Regions from separate parts of the Mus musculus genome. Here region 1 is linked to region 2. The links are chromatin loops, found by intact Hi-C in ENCODE. Cell type or tissue: gastrocnemius. All regions are shown on one strand. Links, peaks and the distances in the headings refer to the core of each region. The heading gives the core; the rest is flanking DNA. Region 1 holds the start of Septin6 (septin 6). Region 2 holds the start of Gm15008 (predicted gene 15008).

Region 1 (16,292 bases), core at 4,603-12,602, 72 kb before region 2:
GCTCTGATGTCTTATGTGGGATGTGTATGTAGGGGCTAGAGGCAGGCATGACTCTTCACAGGGTCCCCACAACCTCCATCCAGCACAACCCTCCTTGTAGCAGCTCTTAAGTCTGTTTTCAACCAAATCCCATGCCAGTAACAGAGCTCGGCCCAGGCCCTTTGTCATCTACTATGTGCCAGCCTTTGTCAGGGGAAGACTCAAAGGCTACCTACTGGAGGCCTAGCCTGGAAGCAGCCAGCGCCTCTGCTTCCCCACCCCCATCCGGTTGAGGCCCAAACCTTAAAGCAGTTCCTCAATTTTAGTCTTGGCTTTATATGTTTGTACTACATCAGTCCAGGGCCTAGGCCTTCCCCCAAGTGGTCCTGGGGGTCTCAGAAATTACAGCTGCTTCTCTTCCTTGATACCGTCACCCACCCTGTGGCCTCTGACTGTTCCAGGCTCTTCTCTTTTAGCCCACTCTCTTGAGTATCTAGAACATTGATGAAACAGGGATCACTTAATGGGATCCTGCTTTCAGCACTGGGGACACGTTTCAGAGAGTCCTTGTGCTCAGGATGTAGAGGTTACTTGAAGAGTCCCCGAGAGAACACGAGAAGCATTCACTGCTGGGTGCAGTGCAGGACCAGGGCAGTTCTATTGTAGACACTTTGGTTCCCTGCTTCTGCTCTCCCTATACTTTCTAGGCCTGGTCTTTGTGTGAGATCCCTCTCCCTGGTTCTTTCTTGTTTTCTGCTGTCCCCTCCTCAGGAGAGAGACCTAAGATCCTATCGTTCTGAAGTGGGGGCCTCCTGGGCCTTTGAGAAACCATATCTCACCAAGTTCATCAATCATACGGAGCCAACAAAAAAGCCAATCCCAAGACAGAGAGAGAGAGAAGAGGAGAGGGGTGGACTCCAAGGCTAGGGAGGTGGGAAGCATGCCAGGAAGAGGGCCACCAATGGCAGTTGTCTGGGAGGAAAAGGAGAGCAGGCAGGCATCTTTCTAGCCTTTGGATGTTATGAGCTGTCCCAGGTCAGCCATATGGTCCTGGGATGAATAAGTATTGAGGAACGATTGGAACTGGACAGAATGATTACCCCTCCTGTATCTGCATCTGCCTCAACAGAGCTAGAGACCTTCAGTTCCCATTCTTAGACTCCCTTCTGGCTTCTAACCTAAAAGGTGGGATGTTCTGCATCCCTGTTCGCCCTGTTCATACTGAGAGGAGGGACCAGAGTGGGACCAGTGACGTCAGTTTCTATTTGGTACAGTAGTGGAGAGCTGGGCTCCTACTGCACCTCAGGACAGGAGCGATGTCCTCCACAAGTCCCAGCTCAGTTGTGGGGCTGCACTGCAGCTCCCCAGTTAATGCTCCATTTCTAAGCTGTAATGTGGTGGCGCTGCAGGTGCTGCAACCCCTGTCCTGCCACCGCCCCTCCCCAACCCAAGGAGATAACAGGATTAGTTAGGGTAGACTACGGGAAAGCACTGACACTCCAGAGACCAATGCTCCCACCCAGGCACCCAGGGTTCTCAGTTGGGAGCACAAGAGGTTATGGGGGCTGGGAAAAGAAAGCGGACTGCAGATCTCAGCCTAGGAGCAAAGAGTAGGAGGGGGAGGAGCCAGGACACCCTTCCAGCCTCAGGTCTGGGGGCTCAGGGATGTAAAGGAAAACAGGGTGTGTGTGTGTGTGTGTGTGTGTGTGTGTGTGTGTGTGTGTGTGACAATTCAGCAGAGGTCGGGACGTACCACGGAGCCCAGTAGCGGCAGGGAGGGGGGGGGGCGGAGGACGTGGTCACCGAGGGGAGCCCCCGCCCCCTTCACAGAGGCCGAGACTCGGGTTGCAGAGAGAACTGGAACTGGGCTCGCCCTAGGGGAAGGCAGCGCGGCCAATCCGTCCCCTCCCCACACCTACTCTGAGGGGGTGGGTGATAGAGGAGAGGTTGGGGTTGGAGCAGCGGTGAGGGGGCCCCTCCCTGGCACCTCCCTCCACCAGACTTGGTCGCGCCCGAAGTGTAACACTTTCTCTTTGTCGGAGGAGCTCTTCTGTTTCCTGTGCAGCAGCTCCCGTTGCGGAGGCACCCGAAGCAGCCCTGGCGGACCAAGGAGCGATGGCAGCGGCCGATATAGCTCGCCAGGTGGTGAGTGTAGGGCTTGGATACCAGTCCCCGGGCTAGGGGTTGAGGGTGTGGGGCTGGGGACGGCCGAGCAGACTTGGTTGCGGCTCGACTACCACCACTACCACGAGGAGGGCAATGGGGTAGCATCCAGGAGCAAAGAGGCAAGGCGGGACTTTTTGCTCCTGGGGTCAGCGGCTCAGTCTACTCTCCCCGCAGCATGTCCTGGAGACCTGTGTTGGCGGGAGGGTGGGGGGGCGGGAGGGTTGGAGAAGCATACTGGCGGGCAGCTGAACTTGCATCGCCGGAGAGAGCTGCAGTGAGCGCCTCCGCCTCCCTTGCTGCAGCTGCGGCCCCGCCGCTGGGGCGTTGCCGAATGAATGGCAGCATGGGTCTGGAGCCCTCCGGGGCCCCTGTCCTCTTAGCTTGGGAGCGCCCCTGCCACAGCTGCCTGCTGGGACTCCAGCTTGCTCAGATAGAGGGGCGCGGAGCTGGGGGGTAGCCCGGGACCTAAGGCAGAGTGTGGTGAGGGGGGCGGGGAGGTGACTAGCTGGAGTAGGGTTTCTCCATATGCATTATATACGTGACTGCGTCTGTATGGGTATCAGCGTGTGCGCATATATGTGCATGCGCGCCCTCCTGCCTTCCCCGTGGCAGGGTTATGTGACCCTAAATGAGTTGGCCTGTTTCTGTGTGCTCACCTCTACGGTGTGTGTCCCTGTGTTCCAATGCTGTGTCCACTTGTGCTGTGTCCCACGGGGTCCCATTTGTGTATCTGTGGAAGGGAGGGAGGGATGCAGTTTATCCCAGCCTGTAGGTGGCTGGTTGGGTATTTTGGCACGTTCCTGGACGGTTCCCTGAGCGTCGGTCTTGGGTTCAGTGTACATGGGTTTATATGCTAAAACCTGTGGCGCTAACATCTTTCTGTAGAGACCAACGAGAACAGTGTGAGACTTGCAGAAGCAGTGTTCTCTCTTTCGGTAGCGATCAACTCTGGAGGAAAAAAAAAATCATCTTAAAAAACTAAAGTTTTCCAGCCTGGGATGTGCAGAGAAATCATACCCAGGAACCCGAGGTTCCATGTTTGTTTGTTTTAGGTCTGAAGTTTGCTTACAAAGATGAAAAGTGGTGACAATTCCACCAGCGCATCAGCACAATAAGCTGAAGCAGAATGAGGTAGAAGGCAGCCAGGCATAGCCCACTACCCCAAATACTGCTGGATGAAAAATGATAACCCTGTAACCTCCCATTTATGAACAGCCTGTGCAATGAGACTCCTGTGCAAAAGGAGGGGGTGGGGAGCAGCCTCTGGGGAGTTGGTGTAATTGCAATTGATTTGTTGTCTAAATCTGAGTCTCCAATCTGATAGCATTTTCTCTACAGATAAAGAAGTTTATTCCATTTCCTGTCTGGCTTTGGAAGGACGGGGTGGTTTATTCGAAACCTAATCCACCCCGTGTACAGCCCAGCCTTATGCAGCCATGGTGTAGAAGGTAGAGGCAGTTGTGAGACGCTGCTTGACAATGATGGAATTTGAGAGATTTCTCAAGATTGATGCTGTGATATTTGTTGCTTCTAGTGTTTTGAGGACAACCAGGGTGACTTTCTTATCTGCATTCTAAAGATGCTATAGTTTTAAGAAGATGAATCCATCTCCTGGCTTATACTTGCTCTATCCTTAGTGACAAAAACAAAAAACCCACAACACTATAATGATTTTTTTTCTTGCTTTAATGAATTTGCATTGACCTGCCCTCACCTCACCAGTCTCCCTTGCCTGGATTAGGATTGCAAGGCTGATGATGGTGAGGGAGAAGATTCCAGAAGGTTGCTTCACCTTAGGCACAACTCCAACAATCCAGAGATCACCTTTGTTCTGCAGATGGGGAGGGCAGCAAGGGGGTGGTTTGGGGGTGTCCCTTGATTTTGCTTTGGGGTGGCTCCACTTTGCTCTGGCTGGCCTTACCACATTGTAAACTGAAAAACATAATTGTATGGCAAATTCTGGAGCAGACCGAGCATTTGAGACTTTGTTATCATGATAAGTGGGTCTCTGGGAAAACTGACGTCACTCTCCATGCTTCCCTCCCTCAAGCCAGCGAAGCTCTTATTTATGTGTCATTTGTCTCTCTGCTTTCCTTTGTGTCTGCAAAAAGTTGTAATTCACCAGGGGAAGCTGGAATTAACTCAAGAGTCTTTGGGTGGCTCGTTGCTTCTGGTTTCTTCAAAGGAGCATGTGTCTAGGGCTTGGGAAGAGAAGACCAGCGAGCCAGGCTATGTGTGGCAAATTTAGAAGTTCTTCTTAGTAAATTCTGAGGCATGGTGAGAGACTGTCTTGGTATGTGTGTTTCAGCGTCTTCACGGATTCCCTGGAGGGTCACTGCCATCAAACATTGTTAGTGGTAAACCTGGCACGGCAGTTGTTGGGCAGGGCCTACATTTGGCCCTTTGGAAATTTGTAATTCAGTTGCATCTCATCTGAATGAACTCCAGAAATGATTCTGCATGAGAGCCCTATGCAAAGTGTACTTGTTTGACTGATGTGAATAGTACTATACAACCAGCCCTTGTCAACCATACCAAAAAAAAAGTAGCATACATGGCTTTCAAGGTTCTAGCCTAGTTGGAGACACACATTGTGGATACTGAGGTAATTAAAGAACTAATAAAAAGTTCCCTGGGGTGTGTCCCACCTATGAGGTGACTTGAACTGTCATTGTTCTGTATTTTGAGAGGTTACGTGCCTGACTCGTTCAGGGTGACCTAGGAGGGCACAGTACAGTCAACTAAAAGCTCTATCTCTTGGCTCAATGTTGCAGTTTTAGTTCAGACTGTAAGTACTGTGCTTTGGAAATCACTAGGCTTGAACAGATCGTACCCACAATGAGAACAGTGTTGCTTTTACCAGTTACAATCAGGCCACTGCCCCTAATGAGCCATCTTGCAAGGACAGCAAGAGTTGCCATAAGCCAGGGTTGTCCTGGAGCAGCTGGCCTCCAGTTGCCACCTGCCATTGAGAAGAAGACTGCTTCTGCATTCTGGTCTTACAATTAGTGATAATTATCTAATACATCTGTTTGTTTGTTTGAGTTGAGACAGACTTTTACCTGTCAGCTATGGTTCCCCTAGAACCCCTGCCTCAGGTGCTCTGGACAGCAGTTAACTCATGGTTTCCCTCTTGAAGCTCCTCCTTAATTCTTTATCACTAAAAGTAATAATTGTATCCCACCCCCAAAAAAAAAGAAGGAAAAGGAAAAACTAAACCCCATAGATCTACCCAAGGACACAGTGCTGAAGAAAGTTTACATGGCCCCAAATAGTGAAAAGGTGTTGAATCCAAGTCAAGGGAATATGGGCAAACATAGTTTCCCAACTTTGCTGTGCCTTTAAGGGTTGCCAAAAAGGTTAGAGGAGCCAGATGTGGTGGTGCACACCTTAGAGATCTCTGTGAATTTGAGGCCAGCCTGCTCTACAAAGCAAGTTTTAGTACAGCAACGGCTACACAGAGAAACTCTGAAGGGAGGGAAGGAGGGAAGAAGAGAGAGAGAGAGAGAGAGAGAGAGAGAGAGAGAGATTGGAGGAATACTACAGCACTAACCCTCTGTGTATGACTTCTTTCTTCAAAGGAGTTTCCAGTTTATTGTTGGTGGAGGCAGACACAAATCTTTATGTAGGGCTGATAAGAGGGCTCAGTGGTTAAAAAACACTTATCATGAAAGTCTGAAATTTGAGTTTGATCCCTAGAATATGCAGAATCAACGACCCTCTGACCTCTGCACAAATACCATAGAATGCAAATCGCCCCCCTGTGGGCCTGTGTGTACACACACACATTTGCACAATAACAAAGTGTTTACAAATCCATATTTAGTTATCATTATCCTAAGTGCTAAAGAGAAGGGCTACTGCCTGCCATGAGAAGTCATTACAGGGAACCTAATTCAGCCATGGATGAAGGCTGTAAATGATAGGAGAGGCCTCCTGAGGGCTTCTGGATAGGAAAAGGGTAGCTGTGAAGATGGGTGAGATCACACTTCTGCCACTTGCTTGGGAACAGTTCATTTGTCAATTCATCCACTGCTGTTTTCATTCATTCTCCACCATTTATTTATCGGGCACAGACTCTGGCAGATCCCATGCCAAGTGCTGGAAGTGTAGTGGTGGCCAAGGCAAGAAGGAACTCTGCCCCCTTGCAGAACTGCCAAATGAGGCAGGAACGAGCCCTGTTTCCTCTTGACATTTTAACTCCAAGAACTGTGAGTGGTAGTGGTGTATTTATTTACAAAACTTCATGACACTACACTAATAGGCCTGTGTAATAAAACGAAAATTTGATCTGCAATCATATGCATAGCATTTACTTTGTGGAGTGTCTGATATAAAATTTCTATTAATTGCTGGTTGTGTTACCAGTATGTCCCCTCCCCCCACACCTTGTTTCTGTAAGGGAAGAGCACCATTGCTTTAACTTGAGCAAAACTAATTTGCAAAGTTAGTCTGCTAGAGGAAAATACAAGCACTAATACAAAATTCAATAGTTCTGACTTCCAGGCTTGCTGGGACTTTTGGATTGTCAGTGCCATGGCTTCATATTAGCATGAACAAGCGAGAAAACCTTTATTCACAGATGTGTTGAAAGTATATTCAAGACACTTGGAGAGAAGAAAAGGGGATGGGGAAGGAAAAAGGATAGCATGCATAGATGTAAGATGCTCAGCTTTCTTGAAATGCTTCCGTCTGTATGACTTCATTTTCCCCAACAACTTCCTGGACAGGTATTCCTGGCCTCTTTATTTTATGCCTGCAGCAAGCAGGAGGCTTAAGTCCAAAGCCTTATTGCTGGTCAGTGGATGAAACAAGGAGACACCTACCAGAGCACACAGATTCCCTGTTTAAAAGCACTAGTCTTTCCAAGGTGTTTCTAAGAAATTAAAATTCTGCCATGTCCCCATTTCCCCCTCTTTTCCTTGCATCTGCCAACACCCCCCAAAGTGGTCAGAGAAAAGCAAGCTTGGTTAGCTATGGAGACTCTCTGATGGTAAAAAAGCTTTTCAGCTCAAATCCAAGATAGCACAGTCACGGGTTGTGTGGGTTTTTTTCTTTTTCTCTCTCCATATTGCTTTAAATAAAAATCTTGGAGCCACCAGCCATGTAATGATGGATTATTTTAAGTAACAACTGGAGGGGGTACAGAATAAATTAGAAACACAGACCCTTCCTCCTCAGTTTGGCAGGAGGCGGCTTCTGCTGTGGGGATTTGAAACCGTGGGCTTCTCAGCTGCCTGCACAGAGGAAGGAGGCCACATGCTCCGGAGGGTGAGAAACAACGTTATCCTCTTCTCCACTGTCTTCCCACTAGAGACAGCCATCTGCTGAATTATGCAGCAGGCTCTCAGCTGGCTCTGGAGTTGGGTCATTCCTGTGACCAGGGAAAGATTTCCAGGCCTTCTCAGGGACAAACCTCTGGGTTCCGGTTCCCCCTGCTAAAGCGGGCCCTGGGGTAACAGGAGCAGAGCTCCGCTCTCACAGTCATGATGAGGTGCGAGGTGGTGTTTGGTTTCCTTCACCACAGAGGCCCCCAGCTCTGAACACTGGCGCAGAGGCAAGAACTGGGTTTTTTTTTTTTTTTGAGATCCCCGTTAAACGAGACCAGATGGAGGCAGAGGCAAATTCAGGCTCCCCAGAGGGCAGTTGGGCATTCACCCAGAGGCCTATGGGTAAAGTCTTTCTTTCCTTTCCTTTTCTTAAAAAAAAAAAAAAGATTAGAGGTAACATGGCCAGAACACCTAGAAAACTGTTCAAACTGCCTTACTTGAAGGAAATGTGTGTGGCTTTTGTGGGAAAGTTGACCCACCCAGAACAGGGGTCACCCCTAGCCTGAAGTGGAGATATTTTATAGACAATGGCTTGTTGAGTTAGATAGACCCATTAGCTCTGGTGCTCTTGAGTAGAGCTGGGCAGCTGGCCAAGCCTAGGATCGGACTGGAGTCAGGAGAGACCTAGAGGAGAGAAAAGTAGGGGAGAGAGACGAGAGTCCGAGCACAGACCTGGGTACCCTTGGTTGTCTTCTGCTGGCCAGAGCTATCGTGGGTGAGCCCACGAACTCCCAGTTCATGTCTCCCTTGTCCTTTCTCACTCCTACCTGCATGGAGCCAGGAGCCTGCTGGCCTGGAATTTTAACAGCAGGAAGAAATACATCTGGTATTTAAGTCAGCTTTTCCATCTGAAAGAACAGTCTGCCTGATGCTAGCACCACTCACTGCCACTAAATCATCACTGGATGACTCGGGACAAGTCACTCCCCCCACACGCACACTCTGAGTCTCCATTTCCCCCTTTGCAAAAAGAGCCCTTGGGTTAGGTGATCTTTAAGGGAGTCTTCAGCTCTCAAGTCCTTGTTTCCTTTTTCTCCAGATTCAGTTCTGTTAGCATCCTGCCAGCTTCTGCTTCTGCCTGAGGTAGCAGAACCGAGCCCTACCCCTTCCCTCCTTCAGCTTTGAGCTGGATGAGGAGAGAGTTTTGGAGAAAGAACTTATGCTTTTAGCTCAGCAGGGTCTCTGTAAGTGAACTAGAAACAACCATTTGAACATTGCCTGTCTGGATAGGTATGTATATATATAGCTATCGAAATTTTATAAAGATACATGACAACTGAATGTTTGTCTGTGGAATGTAACTTTGACTGCACTAGGAGAGCTGGCTAGTTAATGGAGTCCTTGCTGTGAATCTTCTTACAAACAAGAAGCCACTTTGGAGTTTATCTTTGGTATTAAAATCAGTTGCATCTGTAGGCTTTGCTAAAGACCGACCTTCACCCTTGTTTAGTAAAGATGGTTTCTCCTTTGTGGTTCCTTGAGGTCCCCTAAACTGCTTCCCCACTGAAGCTTTGGAAAACCTTGTTTCTCCTTAGAATGGTCCCTAAATTTCTCTCCTAGCCAAAGATTTTATATCTATTGTTTTCTCTTACCCCAACTTGATCAGCCCATGAAAACTCCTGGCATTTGATATGTGGGGTACATTGGTTTTTACCTTTTTGTTTTAAATTTTTGGATCTTATTGGTCTCTCAAGGCTGATAGTATAGTACTTCTCATTCCTTTCACAACATTGACGGCTGTAGATGGGGTTTTATCAGGACTTTTGACATGTTTCAGGGCATAAGATTTGTCTTATGGTTTACAGGACTATAATTATATTGTACTGTTTAATAGTGAATTATATACTAAATGTGACAATAATTCACAATAAAGGAAGAGAAGAATTTATTGTATTGTTGGTAAAACAAATGTCTTACATATAATAAAATTGCCCAGATGCTATAGGCTGTACTTAACCAAACATGCTGATTATCTGTGTGTGTACAACAGTGTGTACAGCATTTTCTGGTTGAAGTTGAGGATTTTTTTCCTAAAATAGCAAAGCCACTTTCCTGCCTAGGAATGTACCATCAGTCTTTATTCAAAACAAAACATTTTTCCAGATTATAAAACTAAAGTATGCCCATTTTAGAAAAATTGGAAAACAGAATGGCTACCCCCAAAGTAACCTGTTAACACTAGTTTTCTCTCTTCACTGGGTTGGGTGTACAAGGTTGTTGTTGTTGTTGTTTTTCCTTTGCTTTACATAACAGCTTTGGGCAAGTATTTCATGCCATTTTGCACTCTTAGAAAACTGTTTTCATTACTTGCTTAATAGTCCATCCAATGTCATTGGGTGGATGGATTGGTTTCAAAAGTCTAGGAGATTTACAGTTTCTCTGTTCCAGAATGATGGTGGAGCAGGGAAAGAGGTGAAGGATTGGGCCCACCACTAAGCAGTCAATGAGGCTGCTACCAAGAACCATGTTTAAGCATTTGTCTCCCTTGCTAATGTTTGAGTGCAAAAGACCAGAGGAGAAAGTCAAGGGAAAGTAGAGTCTTAGGTCCAAATGCTCCCCCTGCCCCATTCCTTCAGGATGACTAGGGCTAACTTAGATACCTTGAGTTTGAACAGAGACAGGTAGTTCTCTATCAACACAGGCAGACCCTGAGTTCCCAGAGGCCTCACTCAGCAATGTGCTTTGTCTGTTAGGGCTGTTCAAGGACAGGTAGAAGTCAGTGGAGGACAGCACTTGCTTATCGGGCGCTTCTGGGACACTTTGCTCCCCCAAAACACAAACAAACAAACCAAAAGCAGTGGGGGAAAGATACACAGCTGGTCGCACCATACCTCGCTGTTCTTTATGTACCATATGTAATATTCAATTAAAATCTGAAATCCGTGTGTCCTCGGGAGGAGGCAGAAGAGAAGAGCAGTGTTTCTGCCTTTGATACAAATGTGGTTATAACGTGTTTCAAAACCGCAGGTGACTGCAGATGACAAGCAAACAGGAAATGGAGTTGGGCGGAGGGAAGTGGGGGGCTCTCTCGGTTCCCAAGAGCACCTTTCATTTTGCCTTCCTTTAGCCACTCTTGGGCTACAACCTAACTAATCACCTGGGCTGCCAAGCTGAATGAGCAAGAACTTTCCTTATCTTATTAAAATATATATATCTGTCAATTATACCGGTAACAATGTGAGTTAGTTCTTCTGTGTCATAAAAGAATTGAACACTACAAAACCCGATGACACCTCTAATTAGGCCTCTGTTTCCATTTCCTGTTCTCTGACGTAACTGCCGGTGTCTTTTGGTTTGGTGTCTTTTCATGCATCTGTCCTAGGTATTGGCATAGATTTATGTGCATGTGCATATATACCAGGCATTTTGTACATACATGTACTAATTATGCATGTCTTTCTACAATTTCTGTTTTCTGTTTTATTCTATGTCTTGGGGGTATTCATATCATTACATATGGTCCTGCTGCATTATAGTGGTAGAACTGTTCTAAAATATTCATGTTCATAATTTATTTTTCAGTTGTCTACCATTTAAGGAATTCCTAGCTTTTCATTTACTATCATCAAGGCTTTAATATATTTCCTTGTACATGAATCTTTGTACAGCTGCGTGACGTTCCACAGAACAGATTGTAAGGGTGGTTCAGGGTTATGGTAGATTCACAATTTTGTTAATTTGCTGCCATGAACATGGCACCACTTGCTACTCAAGATAGCTAGGTAAAGTTTCGGTGTCAGATGTGCTGGGCCAGGCTTCTAGTCGCATCTCCTCTTCTGCACCTTGTAGTCAGGTGAACATTCAATTAACTGCAATCAGAGTAATTAGGATCTCAATTAATTATACCACCTTAAGAAGGACTAAGGAGATAAGGCATCAGAGGTGCTGTAAGAGAGAAGAAAAGACACTTCCTGGGGCTATCCTGGGATCAGTGTACCCTTAGCCCAGTAGTCTGTCCATAATTTGCATGCATACATTTTCACTCTGAACAATTATGATCTTGATGTAAGATTCATTAGAGCAAGACAGGTGCTCTCTAGACAGACTTTTCTAAATCAAGAACTGTACAAATATGTTTGGATGCTTTCTTAACCACAGAGATTGAGACAAAGTCTTGGCTCCTTCAACCCAGTAAAAAGCAAAAATGAAAACAACAACAACAACAACAACACACCAACATCAACCAGGCCCTATGTCTCAAGTTCTCTAGTTAATTTAGGTAGAGTGGACACTGAGTAAAAGACACCAAAGAAATAGAGATTCCGAGTCATGTGTGATGCCACTAAAGGCAAATCTATAGTTACTTCGCTGTAATTCTTTTTTTTTTTTTTTTTTTTTTTTTTTTTTTTTTTTTTGCTTCAGATGGCAGGAAACTGGTCTGATTATTTCTCCCTCTTGGTAAAACCCCCTTCATCTCCCCATTATTCATGGGTGTTTCCTATGTTCATTCTTTATCTCCCTCACTCTTACTACCTCCCAGTGAGCACATCCAATTTTATATCTCTCACTCCCCAAATTTGTTTCTCAGCTTTAAATGCTCTCTGCACCTAAAACCTCACATTGCTAACTACTTATTGACTTTCTTCTCTTAGCTATCGCATCTTGAAATCAATTCTTATTTTCCCCGATGCATGTAAGACTCTTACAAAGCAAAGAGAAAAGGCAAACATATATATTTTTAAGTGAGCAAAATCATGACTAGATAATTTACATACACAATACCCATACACAGTTGACATTTTTAATGTTTACTATCACTAATAAAATTCAAATTAAAGAATGTGATACCATTTCCCAATGAGTCAGTTCACAGTAGATACAAGTCCATGAAACTTCATGGATACACAGACACACACGCATAATAGTGATGGAAACACACATTGGTATGGCCCTCTAGGCCATGTTAAGTGATGAATCTGTGTATAAAATCTGTAAACCTTTTGATCTGGCAAGATTGCTCAATGGGTAAAGACACCTGTTTTGTTGTCGGACTTGACAACTTGAGTTTGGCCCCCAAGGTCCACATAGAAGGAAAGAATGAACTCTTGTAGATTGTTTTATGATGTCTACATATGCACTGTGGCATGCATGCCACCATAAATATACACAATACACATACACACACATATACATACATACATACATATGTACATAAATGCATGTATATAAAAGAATATGTGAACACTTTGGTCCAATAGTCTTCAATTTTAGGAAATAGAAACATTTGCAACCCTGCAAGAAGACTATTTGTTTGTTATGTTTATGTAGAAAACTTGGAGATACTAAATATTCAGCAGTTAGGAAGAGGTGGCAGATTCCTGCATGGGTTTGTTGTATGGCCAATAAACATAACGATTTGGGGTCTAGAGAGATGGCTCAGTGGCTAAAAGCTCATACCACTCTTCCTGGGGATCTTCAGTTGATTCTCAATACCCATATCAGGTGGCTCACAACTGCTGTAGCTTCAGGTCCAAGGGACTCAATGCCTTCTCTTGTCTTTACAGGCACCTGCACTCATGTGCACATACCTATACTCAGATGATACGAGTGCACACCTTCAAAAATAATATAGGCCTTTTAAGAGACAATGTTCTAAGGAAATGATTTAGAAGTATACTTAAGTACTCAGGAAAACATCTGTACTAAGTGTCAGGGTATTAAGTCAGAGTGTGGAAAGGAGCAGATTATAGTATCCCTATTTTGTTAAAGAAAGGTGTGCTGACTGGCAGGAAATATATAGACATGTTAATCATCTTGGGGGAATGAAAATATAATTTCTGGTGTCTAATACTTTCTGCTGGGTGTGATAGCACAGGCCTCATCTGGGTACTGTGAGGTAGAGGCAGAACGACTGATAGTGTAAGAGCATTCTTTGCAATATCTTAAGTCTGAGACAAGTGAGCTACATAAGACGCTTCCTCAAAATGAAGATTTACCAATCACCTATCACATGCCTATTGTTATCACCCACAGCAGTTTAAAGAGCCCCAAAGAGCAAAAGGAAGAGTAAAGACTTTATTTCACAACAATGGGCTTGAGGAGTTTGGGGTGTTTTGAGTAGGGAGTACCATGAACCATGTAATAGTTAAAAAATATTTATTTTTAGATTTGTTTTATATGGTGGGTGTTTTGCCTGCATGTATGGATGGATACATACAATGTGCATGCCTGGTGCCCTCCGAGGCCGGAAGAAGGTGACAGTTCCCTAGAACTGGAATTAGGAATAGTTGTGAGCCACCATGTTGAGTGCTAAGAACTTAACCTCTGTAAGAACAGTTAAGTCCTCTTAACCACAGAGGTTAACCTTCTGAACCCCACATGCAGGAATTGAAAAGCTCTTTCTACCTACACAATACTTGACTGGATGAAAGAACAAGAGAGTAGGGGCAGGATATGTCTCCAGTGGTGTTGAAGTGACAAGGTGACAGACATGTACACATTTTGAGAAAAAATGCTGGTTAAAGTCAACTAACCTGACTTGAGACTCAAAAGGGGAGAGCCGAGATTGGGAGCATAGCTTAGCCATAGAGCTTAGTAGCATGTAATTACCATGCCCCAGTTATGTGGTGTTGGGGATTGAACCTAGGGCTTTATGCATGTTAGACAAGCATTCTCCCAACAGAACTGCATCCTAGGCCCTATATTTGGTAAGTCTTTCACAGTGGCGTGAGTTTTTAAGGTAAGGCGCTCTTCCTACTACCTGCTATCTTTAGTTTGAGAATTCCTTGGACTTCGGAGCACTTAAACTTTCATAGCGCTGAATTTGGAGGCAGGAGGAGATGATAAAATATGGCTCAGGAAACCTCAACTCTGAATCTGTCCCAATTTTGAGGCCTGCTACGTAGGAGGCTCCCTGGAGAGAGCATATTGGCTCTGAAGTCTCTTCGGTGCTTTGCAGAAAGGCTGAGAACCAACAGTGGTAAACTTCCAGCTTACTGTTTGCTTTAAGCAAAAAAGAAAAGATGGGAAATAGGGTAAGGGAAGTGGAAGGGGGTGAAGTGGGTATAGGATAAGGTAATGTGGATCCCTCGTCTTTGGGTGAACAAGGAAGACATCATCAACCTAACTCAGTGATAGCATATGGCAGTCTGTCAAGTGTGCTCTGTTGGGAGTTTGTATGGAAAGATGTCAGAGGGGAATGAATGTTCCAGATGGTAGTCACCAGCACAAGCTCTTGGAGGATCCAATGGCACTGATGGAGCAGGGACACCCCCCCCCCTTACACACACACACACACACACACACACACACACACACACACACGGTGAAGAGGTTGAGTGGCTGCTCCACCATCACATCACATCCCTTTTGGTGTGACACCTAGCCTAACAGCAGGTCCAGTCAGCATAGGAGCTGCCTGCTGGCACAGCCTGGGATGCTGGTATGGTCCCTCCTGGCACAAACCATGGCCTTTTGGGTTGCTTTAGGCATCCTGGTGGTTACGGAAAGTTTCGTGCAGCCTCACCCCACAGAATCTCTGCCTATTTCCATAGCCCATCATTCTTGTGAAGCTCGTCTGCCTCCAGCTTCCATTCTCCACCCTTCTCCTGACACCCCACCCTCGGCTGTGACCATTGGCAGTAAGCATAGTTTATGAGTACATGCAGGCCCATTTCATCCTTTCCTTTTGGTCCCTTGGAAGTCTGCCTGAGTTTGAGACTCTCCTCATTTTATAAAACCATTAACTATAAGAAGCTTAGGCCCTATGCTTTCCAGGGCTGGGAGTGGCTTGGCTGACCCCTGTGAAGTCAAGGGAACCAGTAGAAAGCTGGAGAAAGCTCCTTCCAAGCTAGAGGGAGCTACAAGTGTTTTACTGCATGGTGGGCCAGTTTTTAGGGTCCAAAGATAACCTCACAGTGCAGTGATAAGGACAGCTACTGTTTGAATGCTTTCCACATGCCAGGCAATATGCTCTGTGTGTGAGGAGTATTGTCCTGTGGAGTCTGCACATTCACTACTTACTCGTGGTTTTGTAATGGGACACTGAGAACTTAACTTGTTAAAGCTTGAGCTGCAAAAGTTGGCCTCTGACTCAGATCTGCCTGATTCAAAAATTCTGCACTTTCAAACCATTTTTACATTGAGTTATTTGTCTGTCTGTCTGTCTGTCTGTCCGTCTGTCTGTTTAGTGGGGGTGGGGGGAACTGGTGTCTCATGAGTGTGGAGATCAGAGGACAACTTGTGGGAGTTGATTCTCCTACCGTGCGAATCCCAGGTTTTGAACTAAAGTCATCAGGCTTGGCAGCAGGCACTTGTACCCTCTGAGCCCTCTTGCCTGCCCAAGCCTGTAAGCTCAACCTCTCTGCTGCGCCACATTTGTAGGTCTCCAAAGTGTCCTAGAGAGAAGGTTCACTGCCTTCTAAGGACTTTAGAATGTTCATTGAATATATGTTCACACATTAATTAAATATATAGCATTACCATAGATATTTATAAACATTGCTGTCCCCCTATCACCTCTGAAATACATCCTGTTGTCTCCTGTGACAGATGTGGAAGGGAACTGAGTCTCAGAGAAGCTCCCCAGCCTCTGAGTGATTGAATTGAGATCTCATCCAAGTTTGGATGAGGGGGATCAACTGCCCACATAGTTGATTCTGTCTAGGACAACAAGTGGTATTTATTACTGAACGTATTGAGTGCTGTACCCAAGCATCCATAATTTCCAAGCTGATGGACCATTTTGCTCTTTAGGTATATGTGTTGCAGGTTGGGGAGGGGTGGCTGAGGAAAGAGATGACACATTAGTCCTTTGTGGCTGTTACTTTCTGGCACAGGATAGAAGTCCAAATGGCTTTTAAGCACGTTTTCATTTTC
Region 2 (16,292 bases), core at 4,588-12,587:
ACTACAGGAAAGTAATAAATTTGGTTCTGTGAGGGCTAGTGAGATGGATGGCTCAGCAGGCTTCAGTGGCGGCACCTTTCACAGAAATTCCTTTAAGCCTAGCAGCCTAGTTCAATCCCTAGAACCCAAATAATAGTGGAAGGAGAGAACCAACTCCAGAAGTTGCCCTCTAATCACACTACACCATGGCATGTGTGCCCACAAACAGTAATAAGAAGTTAATTTTTAAAAATTTAATTCTGGGTCTGGAGAAGTGGTTCAGGGTAGTTAAGGACACTTAACTGTTTTTCCAAACAAGCTAAGTTTTGTTCCTAGCACCCATATATTACGCAGCCCACAACTGCCAGTAACTTTAGCCTCAGGGTATCTGACAACTTCTTTTGGTCTTTGTGGAAACCTACACACACACACACACACACACACACACACACACACACACAAACCGTCTAAAATGTAATTCTGTAAGTAAGCACAAGCATCGTGGAAACCTCTGTTAAAGAGATAAAGCAGGAAATTCTTAGTAAAGATCCCTGAGGGCTAGTGCTTGTGTCTACAGAAGTAGATGGGATCGGTCCCTGCCATCACAGCTTTTACGGAGAGTGAAAGCAGTCATCATAGGATGGATGAATGCAGTGCTTTCACACCTTTTATCTGCTCTCCCAAAATCAGGCAGTGAAGGGAAATTGAATGTAAATGCTTTGAACAACAAACACCCTTAGACTGATTTCTTTTTAAAACTCTACCATGGAAACTTTCAAATGTGGCTAAGAGAAGAGATAATAGTACACAATTCAGCTCCATATTCCTGCAGCTGAGTCATCAAGGAATCATTGACATACAGCTAAGTCAGATTCTGCAATTACCTCAGACATGCTGGATTATTGTAAGGTGAAAACAGTATCAATTCATGTGTAATATACATAGTACATAGTTCTAAGAGATAATGATGCTCAAAAACAGTCACCATTGTCGCAGCTACAAAATCAACAATAATTTGCTAATACAAAATATCTAGTTGGTGTCGGATGTACTCATGAATTGCCTTAGTTTGTTTGTTTGTTTGTTTGTTTGTTTGGGTTGGGGACTAAAGCATTGAGATGATGCCCCCTCGGTAGGCCATACAGTGGTTTATATAGAGAGCCTGGTATTAGTCACAAAACCAAAGGCTACAACTGTTGCAGTAGAGACTTCAGGCAGCTGGCAAAGGCATCCTCCTTCCAAGCAAATCCTGGCAAGGAAGTCCATCCAAGCTTCTGAAACAGAAAGCCCAGGAAACGAAGCCAAACAAATGCATCCTAAAAGAACAATTAAATGATTTACTGCCTGGTTCTAAAGCAAACCCTGGAGCCCCTACTAGGGCACTGGCATCAAAGAGCAGCTTTCTATTTAGGAAGACTAAATCTCTGAAGTCTCTGCTCCCCACCATAGTCCAAGTGCCTAGCTATGGTCTGAGACATAACAGGAGCTCAGATCATGTGGAGTTTCTTTGTTCCACCATTTTTAATGAGAGCAAGACAGGTGTATTCTGGTGAATTCAATTTTGGCACATTCCGATTTTGTTGCACACTGATTGACACAATTTCATTCAGATTTTCTTGAGTATATCTTTATTAGTAGCCATCCCTAAAATGAACCCTGTAAATTATAATTAAAGCCATGCCTTATAAGTAAGAGATAAGTGATAAACAGCTGGAGCAGCCAATTTCAACCCCAAGTCCGTTAGCTTTTCTTGGCAAGCTTCTCTGTAGTAGATTGCAAAAGCAGTTCTGGATCAGTTGGTCTGAGAGAGCCTTAGCTGCCAAGATTCTGAAAGCCACAAAGGTTATGTGCCCTCCTTCCCAACCTTCACTTGGGGTAGTTGATCAGAAAAGCCATCTGGAATGCAGGCTGAGTGAGGCTTACTTACATATGGAGGAGAGTGGGTGTATTCATTGTGTAAAACTGATTGCATGTTCTCAGATATGCATGTTCTTCTAACTCCACCCCCACCAAATAGCTCTCATTTAATAGGATGGCTGTTGAGTCCATTTTTCTGAAAATAGCTGAGAGAATCAACTTAAGGAAGGAAAGTTTAGTTCTGTTCATGGTCACTTGGCCTCATTAATGTGGCAAAGGTCCTGCCAGAACATCCTGGTGGAGGTGTATACTGGAGCAGAGCTGTTCACTGCATGTCAAGCCAGAAATCAGGCTGGGGCAAGATTGCAGGGCTTGCTCTGGTGACCGTCTTCTTCCAATAGGCCCACCTTCCAGTAATGCCTTCATATGAATCCTTCTCAGGTTTCCTCTCTCAAAATCAGGGCCCTCAGATGCTAGTTACTTCCTCAAAACTCCTTAGTTGGCAAGGAAGACTTCAATGCATGAGTCTTTAGAGCACATATCATAGCTAAGCCATTTAAAAAAAAAAAAAAAACCTTCTTCAGGTCGTAAACAAGGATTTAGATACATAACCAAGAAGTTCTCTGAAACAAGACTCTCCCAAGTGATAGAAATGTCTTGAGTAGGTATCTCTTATCCTGGATGTAATGATACTACTTTCTTTACAACCACAGGCATGTCAGTCTCTTCATATGTGACATAAGGATCAATATGACTTGACTTTACTTATATCATAGGAAAGAAATCCCAGGAGACAGGTCAAAATGCTACATGAACACAAGCCAGTGATGGGTTTCTATAGTTCAGGTTTACTGGTCACTGGTTGAAACCCAACCCCATCACACACTTGACAAGCAGGTATTGGCTTAGGGGTAGAAGTTAGCCAGCTAAACTTGCTCTAAAGACTGCCAAAGTTGAAACCTCCACTTCTTTTCCTGTAGGTCAAGGGGGCAGTGAGCCTGCTGCTGTATTTGGTGGCCTAAGGTGACTAGAGACTTGGTATTCATAGACAAGGTTAGCTGGATGCGTGTGTGTGTGTGTGTGTGTGTGTGTGTGTGTGTGTGTGTGTGGTGTTGGCAGGTTGTTTGTCAAGAACAGATTTTTAAAACTGTGTAGGTTTTGATCTTTATTTTGCTTTTTAATACCACTACTATTTAATAGTATTTAATAATACTACTGCCATCCATGTTAGAAAGCATTTTCCCAGGAGCCAGTGCACAAGACTTTAAGACCATCTAACATAGCTATTCTACTATATCTATTAGTTATGACTTAATTTCCTTCTGACTTTTTTGGTACGTTCATCCGTCCATTCATTAACCCCCCTTCTCTTTTCATTTTCAGTTTGGGCTTCCTGTAGACGCGCCCTTTCCTGTGCAACAGAGCTGGGCTTCCCTCTCTTTATTTCCCCCCTTAACATGCTTAGAGGGCATACACCCCATGCCTTCCCTTTTTCTTCCTTCAAATGTTTATAGAAGCCTGAGAGTCAAATGATGATGTCTGGTTCCTGACCAAGAAGCCAGCAATCTCGTGGCTTGGAGATACATTCCATACCTCAGTCCCTCTCCTAGTACCCTCCACCATATGCTCTCTCACATCCTCAATCCATCTCTGCCAGACTCACACATGTTTACAGGTCACTGTTTGTCACTTTTGTGTACCAGCTTCCCCATTAGAATTCAACCGATACTTGTTTTCTTGAAGAATTTCCATCCACCAGTCAGGGGTCAGAACTGTCCCCTTATACTCCTGCATCCTAGTCACTGGGATTGTTCTCCCACTCCTCTAATGCCAAGAGCCATAGCCCCTTATAATAGGTTCTAAAAGAATTGCCAGCGATGCCTGTTTCTTCTCCCATCTTAGCCAAGCCCTTTCTTGATTTCCTTTATTCGGAGTCAGTTTACACAAGCTGTGTTAAAAGTCAGCCACACATTTATTCACACCAAGCCCTTCCTATACAAAACACAATTGCTGGAACAGATAGTGTATATTCCCCCTCTCTAATTCTAGGGACCCCCACAGATACAGAAGGGAAAATAAACTGGAATGTTATCACCAGCCTAGAGTCTTGATTCATAGGCTTCTAAAATTCTCCTTGGGGGTTTCAGCATGCCATTGGTCAATTCTTGCCATCCCAATGAAGTGGAATAGCAAGAATAATAATAATCCAAGTAGCTGATCAAAGAATCCAGGCGTGGGGTTGTCTAGTGTTCTAGTCTCCCTGATGAATGTAATGGTAGGGTGAACCTGCATTTGCACAAGTGACACTTGAAAGAGGGAAGAAAAGAGGCATTGTCACTTGAAAGGTCATTTACTTTGGTCTAAGGATTTGATATTTTTAAAAATATGGTAGTTTTAAGTTTTATAATGGGTCCCGCCTGATTGTGGCTTTTGGAAACCCTTTGAAGTACAGAGCCTTCCACCGTCAGGGCCAGGAGGCAGAGTATGGCTTTTGGCGTTTGGCTAGTGACAGAGCAACAGCTAGAGGCGACCTGGCAATGATCTGTGGCTAATATGGCGTCTCTCTGCCCTTCCTTTGCAGTAACCCATGGCTGTGTATTGAATAGTATGGCCCGCTACAGCTGGACTGGACTCCACTTAGCCTTTTAAGCGAAGGTTCTTATTTTAACTGACAACTTTTTTTAAAAAATATGGTGCCAGACAGCTGGGCCCTCCACCCCTGCTCTGGTACTTCAAGCATTTTGTTTTTGTTTTTGTTTTTGAGTTCTGCAACTTGCTTCTGCCTCCCAGTCCCACTGGCATGGACCCTGACTTCTTTTATCTTGTTATAAAGGTGGCTGTATGATCACTACCTCTAAAAAAATGCAATAAATAAATTTGCAGGCCTTCTGAACTGTTACAAAAGGGCAGGGGCCATTGTCTACAATCATAGTTAATAACTTGAACCTAAGACTAAGCCCAAAGCAGAACTTGTTAAAGCAAGCAAGACAATGTGCGCACTTTCTCTTTTCTTGTTGGCAAAGAGAGAAGGCGGTTTTGATCTGTACTGGCCAATGGCCAGAGGCAAGGACCAGGTGACAAAGTGAAAGCCTGAGCTAGTCCTTCAGAAAAACCAACTGGAAGTGGAGAATTGCAGGAAACCCTATGCCTAGAGGCGAAACAAAATGAAGCCAGCCACCTCGGGAACAGAAAGCCCTAAAGCAAAATCTCCAAGTATCTCAGATACACTCAGTAATCAGGAGAGCCAGGCTACTGAGTGAAGGCTGTCTGGGTCTCCTAGAGAAAGGCCCCTTATTTGTACCCATGGAGTTCTGTTTGTTTTTAAAAAAACAAGTTCTTACTATGTAGCCCTGGCTAGCCTTGAAATCACAAAACAGACCAGGCTGGCCTGAAATTCACAGAGATTTGCCTGCTGGTATTTTGCACTGGCATTAAAGGCAAACACCACCACACCCAGCTGCCTTAGGGGGGTTAATCCACCTTCCCAGACTGCCTGCCAGCCTGAAAGTACCACCTTCCTTAAAAAGTACTTGTATTTTTAAACGAGGCCTTTCATTTGCATCTGTATATACACTCCCTACTTGAGCCTGGAGGATTTCAGAATACTTCACAAGTATTTGAGCTACACAACCCTCTAAAAGCAAGCAAAAACTGTATATAAAGTGAGGAGCTTTTTGATCAGCATGGCTGATATACCCCACCCCATGCTATAGGAGGATAGTGACACGTAGAGAAACGAAGGGACTCATCCAAGGTCCCAGCGCTATTCCTTGGCAAGCAAAATTTCCAATTTCCTGTCTCTGGGTTCCTAATCCTTTTCACCAAGCAACCCAAGTATTTATGGTTTTTTCTGGAGACAAGATTTTTTTCTTTTTTTTTTATGTTCAGAGAAACCAGTGTTAGATGACTCTTGAGGGTTTTTATGTAGAAAAATAGGATAGGGTGGGTAGGCACAGGTGAAGAGAAAGCTCCAGGCCAGCTGCCATGATGCTGGATGATCAGTTAGCTGTAAGTCTGTAAGTCAAAACAGAAAATCAGATCCTGTAAGTCTGAACCAGGACCAGGCCAGTGTACATTTCACTGGTGCACTGTGTAATCAGGGAACTCAGGTAGATATAAAAAGCAATGGTACCTATTAAAAGATGATGCTAAATTTCATTGAGAAGTTCTCACTGTAAATGAGACAAACTTTTGTCTGTCTTCACTTGAAAGTCTTTAATTAGTACAATTGTTACTATTTTTTTAAAAAATTACTCTAAGTTCCCTGTTTACTTCTGGCAAAACAAAAAACACTCATTAGAGAAATGGTCTGTGCTTTTCCAGACTGGAATGGAATGGCTTCCTGAAACACACACACACACCCCATTTCTCTTAAGCCAAGAAGTCTGCTTTCTCCACCTGGTTTGGATTTTTTAAAAATCATTTGGCATTCACGTTTGGCTGTTAATATGTGCTTATTTTTAAATTAAAGCAAGATGCAATTAAACGTGTGTGTGGTGTTCTTCAAACCTTCTCTATAGATTTCCTGTGCTGATGGCCCATCGTGACCTGTTCCTGTCTTCTCAGCAGTTAATCTGTACTACCTTCCACTGTCCACCCCCCTTGCATGTCACTTTGAATGTCCTTTCTCCTTGGCTAATTTCGTGTTTTCTCTCTCTTTCTCTCTCTCTCCAGCTTTTTTTAACCTTGTCTTCAGCAGCTGTACTAAGTCTAAAGGAGAAGACTGCCATTATAGAAGAGTTAGTTAGGGCTCCATACTGTCTCAAGCAAGAAACCAACCAATCCCCCTCCCCTGCAACTGCGCACATATACACCACACTCAACAAGTGTACATGTGTCCCTGTGTCCAGGCAAGAAGCTCTCTTCTGACTTACATGGTGTTTCACATGGAATTGTCTTGTCCCAAACTCACAAGGCAGGAAAAGAATCATCAGAGCTGGAAATGGACCAAATGTAACCTCAGAGAGACAACAACAGGACCACTCACCCAGGTGTTGTTAAGTGACTGTGGCAGACCTCAGCTGTGGTGTGGAAGTGCTGTTCACCAGGTTTTGAGTGTTACGTTGTTTTTCTTAAAACGATTCTCTGGTTCAGTGGGTTGACTGTCTTCAGACACTATTAAGCTGATTTTGAATATGGAAGAGAAAGTTGAGTGGCATTTGCACCTTCAGCATTCACAGACTTTCTGCAGACCCCAGCAAGGTGGGGAGAAATGGAACAATTACCATTCAGCTGGAGAAAGACATGAGGGCGGGGGGAACTTAAGCTTAGTTGAGAACAAAGTTTCTCCACACAAACTTCCAAGGGGCTTTGCAGGTTTCGCAAGAGGTTTCTATTCAACTTGGTATCTTGAAGGAGAGCTTTGATGGCGGTACATCTGCCTTGAAATCATTGGCTTTCCTTACTCTCTGAATACCATGTGAATGTGCTCATTCCTATCTGTCCACACCACAGACACCAACATTCTGCTGTCTCGTCTCTTGAGAGAGCCTCTTTGCATGTTTTCCAGAATCTCCGTTTGTTTTTCCTTTCTTCTCTGTGGTTCTTTTTGCTCAAAGGTGTGATCAGTCACTGCTCCTCCGGGGCTTCCATTCTCCAGAAGATACATCCCGGAACCAGCACTGTTTAGCTCATTATCTTTCTAATGTCCATGTCAATTTTCAATAAAATTCAAAGAAATGCTCAGTGGCTCCATGATCTGCTCCCATCAGTTGGTGGCATGGGTCACGGCAATTTGCTTTAGGAATGGGTGGCCACCTCCCAAGTGGATAAATTGGGAGGCTCAGAGAGCTGCCAGGAGCCTACTAAGTCTTCCTCAGTGGACTGGCATGTCCCTTCCCCGTGCCTTTCTTCCTCCTGTCCCTGACATTCCCATGGGACTGGGTGGTATTAGCAGGAAGTCCTCAGCTTTCCCTTTAACTAGCACTGGTTGAACTAGTGTTCGACAGTAGAAGGAGGGTAAAGACAGAAAATGGCATTCCACAGAACAAAAACAAAAACAGCTCTTATTTACTCCTGTGCTGTGAACATTTTCCCAATTTCACTAGTTGAAAGGCATTCTGTAGATACCAAGCCTTGGGTCACTCAGGGATGCCTCCAATCCTCCCGGGCATTGCAATAGGTAAAAGGGAGAGTGGTCAGTTTTCAGAAATCTGCTTGTGAGTGAATTGGGGCTTGCTTCCCTCAGCTTCATTTGCCTGAAGACCAAATGATGAAGAAAGGAAACCTAGAAGCCTCTGCTTGGATACCAGAGCAAATAAAATTGACCAACCTCTACGCAGCTCACACACTAGGGGGCAGCAGAGTGAGACTATACTTACGACGTTGGTGAACACTGATACTGAGAAGGTGTTGGAAAACACAGGATCCATAATCTGTTGGAATAGCGGGAAAGTTGTGTTGTGTTAAGAAAACCACAGGCGGCCTGGTAATACAGTAAGTCGCCTACCGCCAAGCCCAACTATTTGAGTTCGATCCCCAGGACCCACATGGGGGAACGCGAGAACTGATTCCTTGCAAGTTGCTCTCTGACCTCCCAACACGTGCTCCAGCACTTCACCCCTACACGCACTTCATCTCAAGCCCCCAGCCCCCACACACACCAAAAAATAAATAAATAAATAAATAAATAAAAAGAAAGAAAAGAAAAAAGAAAAGAAAAAGAAAGAAAAAAAGAAAGTCAAATGCTGAGTTCAAAGCACTGGGGTTCTGTTTCCAGTGGTAAAAGCAATAAAATCTTAAACCAGGTGTCAAATTCCTATAATCTCAGCATCCAGAAAGCATCGGGAAGAGGATGTCTTCTCTAACCAAACACAGTAAGTCCAATACCAACCTGGGTTATACATCCAGATCCTGTCTCAGTAAACCCGGCGGGTTGGGGGTGGGGCTTCTTGAGAAAAGAATACCAGCAAATCCTTCACAGAGCTAACTGAAAACAACAAACAAAAAGTATGGGGCCATTAGGGTCAGCAAGCTGGCTCAGCAGGAAAAAGTACCTGCCGCCAAGCCTGGTGGCCTGGGTTTGATCCCTGGAACTCACGTGGTAGAAGCAGAGATGGACTCACGCAAGATGTCCTCTGAGTTTAAGTCAAGTGCGTCATGTGGGCACAAACTCGCTAAATAAATACTTTAAAAATCCGTGGGCCGGGCGGTGATGGTGCACGCCTTTAATCCCAGCACTCGGGAGGCAGAGGCAGGCGGATTTCTGAGTTCTAGGCCAGCCTGGTCTACAGAGTGAGTTCCAGGACAGCCAGGGCTACACAGAGAAACCCTGTCTCGAAAAACAAAACAAAATAAAAATAAAAATCCGTGGATAGAACTGAAGAGATGCTCTGTAGGTTAAACCCACTTGCTGTTCTTGCAGAGGATGGGGTTTCTAGCACACAGGCTTGGGGGGGGGGGTTTCACAACTGCCCCTGCACCTCCAGCTCCGTTGATTCTCTCTCCCTCTTCTGGCCTCTGAAGCTGCAGAATTCACAAGCACATACCCACACGCGGACAGATACACATATACATGATTTAAAATAAATCGTTTTTAAAACCCTGTGCATTTACTAAATGGGGTGCTTGGGTTTGGATACCTCCCACTGAGAACCATCTCCATTTTGCATTACTGCTTGCCTTCTTGGCATGGGCTTTAGAATGTCCTTGCCCTAATAGGGAAGGGATGTAGTTCAGTGGGTAGAATTCTTGCCAGGCACTTACAGCCTTGGGTTCAATCCTCTGCACAAAATAGAACCAGATGTGGTGGCACAGTCCTGTAATACAACACTGAGGAGATGGAGACAAAAGGATCAGGAGTTCAAGGGCAGCCTTGGCCACTGTGTAATGTTCTATACTAACTTACATTATGGGTAATAAGGACATTCTCTTCTATAACCATGTCTTAGGGTTTCTATTCCTGCACAAACATCATGACCAAGAAGCAAGTTGGGGAGGAAAGGGTTTATTCAGCTTACACTTCCACATTGCTGTTCATCACCAAGGAAGTCAGGACTGGAACTCAAGCAGGTGAGGAAGCAGGAGCTGATGCAGAGGCCACGAGTGATGTTCTTTACTGGCTTGCTTCCCCTGGCTTGCTCAGCCTGCTCTCTTATAGAACCAAGACTACCAGCCCAGGCATGGTCCCACCCACAAGGTGTCTTGATCACTAATTGAAAAAATGCCTTAGAGTTGAATCTCATGGAGGCATTTCCCCAACTGAAGCTCCTTTCTCTGTGATAACTCCAGCTGTGTCAAGTTGACACAAAACTAGCCAGTACAAACCACAATTGTCAACTTTGGTAACTGACTCATCTCATTATTAAACCACTTTCATCTACCGAATAATTTTCTTTACATAATTTCCCTTAAATGTAGGATTTAGTCTAAAGTCATACATTTTGCCTTGTCTTCTAAATCTTTAATTGGGAACAGAATTTCTTTTCTTTTTATGACATATTTTTTCTAATATTTTATTTTAAAATTGTGTGTGTGTGTGTGTGTGTGTGTGTGTGTGTGTGTGTGTATACAGTGCCCATGGAGGTCAGAAGAGGGTGTTTGAGCCCTTGGAACTGGAGTTAGAGTAGGCTTAAGTGTGCTTGGAATTGAACTCTGATTCTCTCAGAGAATGGTATGCGTTACTTAACCTCTGTGCCATCTTTCCACCCCCAACACTGATCTTTTTAAGGTCCTGCTTTTTGTTTTTGATTTAGGATCCAAGATGTGGGCTGTCAAGATAGCTCATCCATCAGAACTGCTTGTACATAGTCCTAACAACCTGAGTTCGAGTCTCAGATCTTACAAGGTAGCAAGGAGCAAACCAAGTCAGAGTGCTCTTCTGACTCTCATAAATGCACCATGGCACACACACACACACACACACACACACACACACACGCGCGCGCGCGTGCGCGCACAATAACTCAGCAATTCATTTCATTTTGGGTCAAGGCGCTACTTCATTCCTCCACTACATAATTGCTAGGCTTGTTCATTTCCTCTTCCATCAACAAACTTGCTACTAAAACCCTATGTGGAGAAACTAGAAGTCCCCAAATACACCTTGCTCCTTGTCAAAACCCTCCCAGATTTAGCATCTGCTGATAGCTTTTGCCTGAATGGATCTGACAAAACAACTTTCAATTTCAGCTCTCCGTTCACTGCTGCTAGGAAGTGCACAGTGACTGCACAAGAAGCACAAGGCTTTTCTTCCATCTCCTTTATCTACCTAGCATCACTGAGGATTTATGACTTTATATAATAAATGTCAGGGACAGTTAATTTGGGATTTAATTATTTTATTAACTTTCAAACTTAGCATACGGAGTAATGGGCTTCATTACGACATTTTCATGAATCCAAGTCATTACACTTTGTTATCATATATATACATATATATATATATACATATACATGCATACATATATGTAAAACTTCTTTTTTTAAAAAAGATTTATTTATTTATTTTATGTATGTGAGTACACTGCACCTGTTCTCAGACACACCAGAAGAGGGCATCATATCCCATTATAGATGGCTGTGAGCCACCATGTGGATGCTGGGGATTGAAATCAGGACCTCTGGAAGAGCAGTCAGTGCTTTTAACCACCGAGCCATCTCTCCAGCCCCTCTACTTTGTTCTTATTTGTCCCCCACCCGTAACCATCTTTCACACACACACACACACACACACACACACACACACACATTTTTCTCCTGTTGGTTCTTTTCCTCCTCAAGTCCTCTTCCTTCGCCTTTCAAGTCATACTTACTCCATTTCCTGTTCTTTTTCTTCCTTCCTTTGCCCCTCCCTTGAGAATTTCCCCCCTCCCTTCTCATATTCCTCTTTGGATTTTCAAAACACACACACACACACACACACACACACACACACCAATGTTTTCTACTTCATTACTGCTCCTAATGACTTTGGTGCTCAGGTTAGCCAGCTTTAGCCTAATTGTAGGTTCAAGATTATTGCTTTGGATCCATTAGTAAACATTCCTCAAGTGCCTCTGTGGTAAGGAATACTGTGGTCAAGAACCCTGTGGGGTGAAAGGCGAAGTATAATTATCTAGGAGAACAAAGTGGACTGATGGGAGAGGAGGGAGGACAAAGGCAAAGGAGAGGGATGTTCACTGCACACTATATACTCATGGGAATCTAAAAACTAATACATACAGTTTTTTCAAAAAAATAAAAGAAAATTGTGTGAGACTGAGTCAGCAGGATTGCTGCAGGTTTGAAGACAGCCTAGGCTACAGAGTAAGACTCTGACTCAAGAAAAAAACAAAACAAAAGCCCCTTACAGGATTTATATGCAGATTATGGCTGATTGCCAGAGAGACACTTTCTTCAGGGCTGTAGCCGATGGCAAGATGTCTGTGCTCCCATAAACAAAAGTTGACCCACGCTACTGTAAACTACCCTAACTTAACTCATTGCATTACCAAAAAATAAAATTAAATTAATTTTTTAAAAAAATCTATGAAAGTTGAAAGCAGGTTAGTTAGGAAGAGGAAGGAAGTTGTAGGGGGAAGAGCGGAAGAGAGTTACTATAATGAGTTGTGGGTATGATCAAAATAAGCATGCAACACTTGCACACATCTAATTTCTGATATGCTAATGGGAATAGTGCTTAATTGGGTTCTTGGTTCTGAGGTTCCCTCCTGTCATTACTGACTCCTTTACAAGGACGGTCAGGAAAGGAAGCCTGGTGCAGTCAAATGGGTTGTGTGTGTGTCTAAAGAGAGCGACAGAAAGCTGTGCTGGAGAATGATGAAGGGTGAGAAGATGGAGGGTAACAGGTTTGGGGAGTGGTTCAGAACTGCAATGGGCTGTGTTTATAATCTCTTTCCTCCACAGGACTTCAATATTTATTCAGATAATCTGTTTCTGTTTCTGTGTCTCAGCTGCTTCCTGAGTGATTCTGTACCTTGTGAAAAGGGAATGGGTTAAAACAGGTTGGCTGTAGGATTTTATTAAATGGACTCCTGGAGAGAGGTTATAGAGCATACAAAATGTTCTTCTGTTTTCTTATCTAGAGATGATACGGTTTACAATCTATCAAGGGAACCATAAACATAACAACATTATGGTTGTTCCAGGAAAAACAAACTCCTTTTCTTGGATATCCGGGAATACAGGGGGCTTAATCCAGGACCTCGTACATGCTAGGCAGGCACCCCACCACTGAGCTACATCCACAGCCCACTAGATGGCCTCTTAGATCACTTTCACTGCTTCTCATGTTGTATTTCAAAAGTCAGATTTTAAGAATTTGTTTGCTTGCTTGTTCCTGACCCCTACCTTTCCCCCGGCTACTGCTCTCTGGAAACATCCCTACAAATACACTCAAAGTTGTGTCGTTTTAATGCCCTAGGCAATTTTTTTTATTATTTTTGAAACTAAAACATAATCACATCATTTCCTACTTTCCCTTGCATGCTCTGCTATGAACCCCCTTTCTCTCTCTCCCTCTCCCTCTTCCTCCCCTTCTCTTTCTCTCTCTCTCCCTCTCTCTTTCTCTCTCTCCTAAATATACAAACACAATCTGCTCAGTCTATATAATGCTACTTGTATGATTATAGTTGGAGAAGCAAAATTAATCATCACAGGTGCTAAGATGCTATAACAATTTTATATTTTGAAAATAACACATAAGAAAGATAGATGTCTACTCAAGCTTATTCAGAAATTCAGTAATAAATTTGTGGGACACACACTGACTTAAACATCCAAGCTAAGGCCACAATGTTCTACAGGTTCAAGGTTGTATGAACCTTCTATATAAGCCAACTTAGGAAATGGATCGCATATCTGTTATTCAGGAATCTATAGGAAACTCTGCCCAGTATAATCATAATTCCCTGAGTAAGAATAATTGTGTGCAATATAATCATCTCTCAAAACAAAGCATATTTTAAGTTTATAGCAAGAGGAAAAATGGTAAATATGGATGTTGCAAACAACTGTAACTGGCCCACAGGAATAATGTGGTTTCAGAATTAGTGCTTTTCTGAATTAATGCTAATATGGGAGCCTTAAACTTAAATGCAGATCTGATCAAGATTTGTTCTGAGTGAAGAGCAAGGAGTTTTCCTTTTTTCTCAGAGTTAAAGAAAGATGTCTTCGAACTGCAATATTGACTTTGATGAGGGTTGGTAGCATAGAACATGTGATGATAGGTTTTGGGGCTGCTATAAATGAGGCTGAATAGCTCGAGAACTGAAATTTATTTCTTAAGAGTTCTAGAGGCTGGGAAGTCTAAGATCAAGACTTTAGTAGAAGTGGTTGTCTGGGGAGGAATGTTCTCTGCTCCCAAGATAGTTTCTTGTTGCTGTATCTACCAGAAGAGAGCAATATTGTATCCTCATATGGGGGAAATGCTGTGTGAAATATGTTTTTATAAAGATCTTAATCTGTCAGGAGAGAGTAGCCTAATTAACTCTTAAAGATCCTATGTCCTTTTCTGTTCTTGGTGTGTGTGTGTGTGTGTGTGTGTGTGTGTGTGTGTGTGTGTGTTTTCATTTTTTAAGATGGGGTCTCACATAGCCCAGGCTGGATTTACAGTCAGTTTGTAGCAGCAACTAGCTCCCAAATGCAGAGATTATACTTGTGTCCCTACACCTAGCTTAAGACTCCCCTCTTTTTAAGATTTATTTTGTGAGCATTAGTATTTTGCCTCCATGTATGTATGTACAACACATGCATACCTAGTACCCACAGAGGTCAGAAGAATGGTTGTAAAGCACCGTGTAGGTGTTAGGAACACAACTCCTCCTCTGTAAGAGGAACAAGTGTTCTTAACCACTGACCCATCTCTTCAGCACTAAGACCCTACCTCCTAATGCTATCACATTGGCCATTAAATTTCAGCAACTGCATTTTGAAAGGGACATAGCCATAGAAGCCTGAAATGGATCAAATTATTAAAACACAATCACCTTATGATGTAGACTCTAAGAAACTAGGATGGTGCAAAGAGAAAGACATCCATAAATCTGACTAGCCTATGGCATGCCCATGAAAGCCAGTGCAGGCATTAAGAGCAAAAAAAGGAACCCCCTGTTTTCATAGAGTGGTTATTTTATCAAGGGAATAAGAGTCAGTTGTTTTAACGTTTTTCTTTCTCAATTTTTTATTAGAAGATTTAAAAGACGCAGTGCTAACTTGTGAAAGATGTCAAGACCTAAATTAAAATGACACCATTGAGTGGAAATAGTTACATGTGTAGAAATGTGCAAAACCAGAATATAATATACGCTACAACATTAATCAGCAGTGGATATACACCTAGAAGGAAATTTGAACAGCAGTTCTCAAGAAAACATAATTAAGAATTTACAGCTTTTCGTAATAATTAGGTGTGGACCCATTCAATAATGAGTTTTGGTATTTTTAATAAAGCATAGATACTGTTATTGAGATTTAATTGTAGGGCAATTTTTCCAGTGAAGTAATTCTCTCCCTCTCATGCATCCCTTCCTGTTTTCCTAGCATCTGTCCTCCCTTACTCCCACAGACACACATAAACACAAATTAGAAGCTACATTTGTTATTCTTGTCAATCCGCAAGTTGAGCATAGATCAGAATCTGTATTCCAAGTATCCAAGAGGCCAGGCTAAGTTCGAAGCTAGCCTCCCTTTTTCGTTAAAGTTGAGGGTAATACTGCTAGTGTAAGTGTTAAATCTATGCGGGGTTCATTCTCATTACCATGGTTGCCATCTGTATAATGATTTGTCCATTATTCTGCCCAGCGGCTATTAACTAGTCTTTTGGGTCTTTAGTAAACTGAAATAAAAATACATGATGATACGCTTTGTAATCTCAACACTTGGAAGGTTCAGGCAGTAAGACAGACGTTCACGATCACTCTTAGTTGTACTGTGAGTTGGAAGGTAGCCTGGGCTGCAGTTGAAAAACAAAACCATGTGCCGTGTGTGTGTGTGTGTGTGTGTGTGTGTGTGTGTGTTTTGACTCGACAGACAATACAGAATTGTCTGTAACCATGATCAGAAAAATGTAAGAGGGTCAGCTAGAGAAGTGTTGCTGTTATTTTCTTTGCAAATGTCGCCTTTTCAACCACACTTTCACAAGCAACTCCAAAGCTGATGCTGAAAGACGCATTGTTTTTTTTTTTCAAGCTATTCTCTGAAGAGGCATCTCAGAGCTAACAGAAAAAAAACATGCCACATCCCCTTGAAACCCAAACCCCTTTCCAAGGACACAGCTAGAGCATAATGCCAGGCATCACAGCCAACTAATCACCTGAGGGCACCTTCCAGGGACTTAACGGAATCATCAAATTCTAGAACCCCACTGAAGCCCCGAGAGTCCCCTACCAGGAGTCTCCGCCCTTCTGCCAGTCAGCAGAGTGCGTCAATGAAGAGTGACGTCAGAGGAAGGGAAAAATGCCCATCGCGCGAGATTTCGCGCGGGACTTTGAAGTTGGAGACCGGTTGCGGCTCATGCG

The links. Peaks named below come from ENCODE experiments on the same cell type or tissue, not always from the same donor. Only the 100,000 strongest peaks of a DNase experiment are listed, where the experiment ranks them.
Region 1: a loop joins it to region 2, with 2.3 times the contacts of the local background. A loop is called at or near these places in 6 of 42 quality-filtered maps.

The regions. Positions count from the first base shown.
Region 1 is chrX:36,975,211-36,991,502 of GRCm38, reverse strand. It overlaps Septin6 (septin 6), which reads left to right and starts at 1,808. Exons shown (of 10, transcript NM_019942.5): 1 at 1,808-2,124. The coding sequence starts at 2,095. In gastrocnemius, for the core only: no CTCF peak of the experiment used is centred there; DNase peaks (open chromatin) are centred at 6,251, 7,525, 7,779 and 8,072; H3K4me3 peaks cover 403 bases; H3K27ac peaks cover 1,944 bases.
Region 2 is chrX:36,903,473-36,919,764 of GRCm38, reverse strand. Septin6 (septin 6) reads left to right here. Exons shown (of 10, transcript NM_019942.5): 10 at 6,511-8,493. The coding sequence ends at 6,520. Gm15008 (predicted gene 15008) reads right to left here and starts at 8,931. Exons shown (of 4, transcript NR_045917.1): 1 at 8,876-8,931; 2 at 8,669-8,764; 3 at 8,157-8,210; 4 at 7,780-8,033. In gastrocnemius, for the core only: a CTCF peak has its summit at 8,127 (motif pointing right); DNase peaks (open chromatin) are centred at 8,146 and 8,779.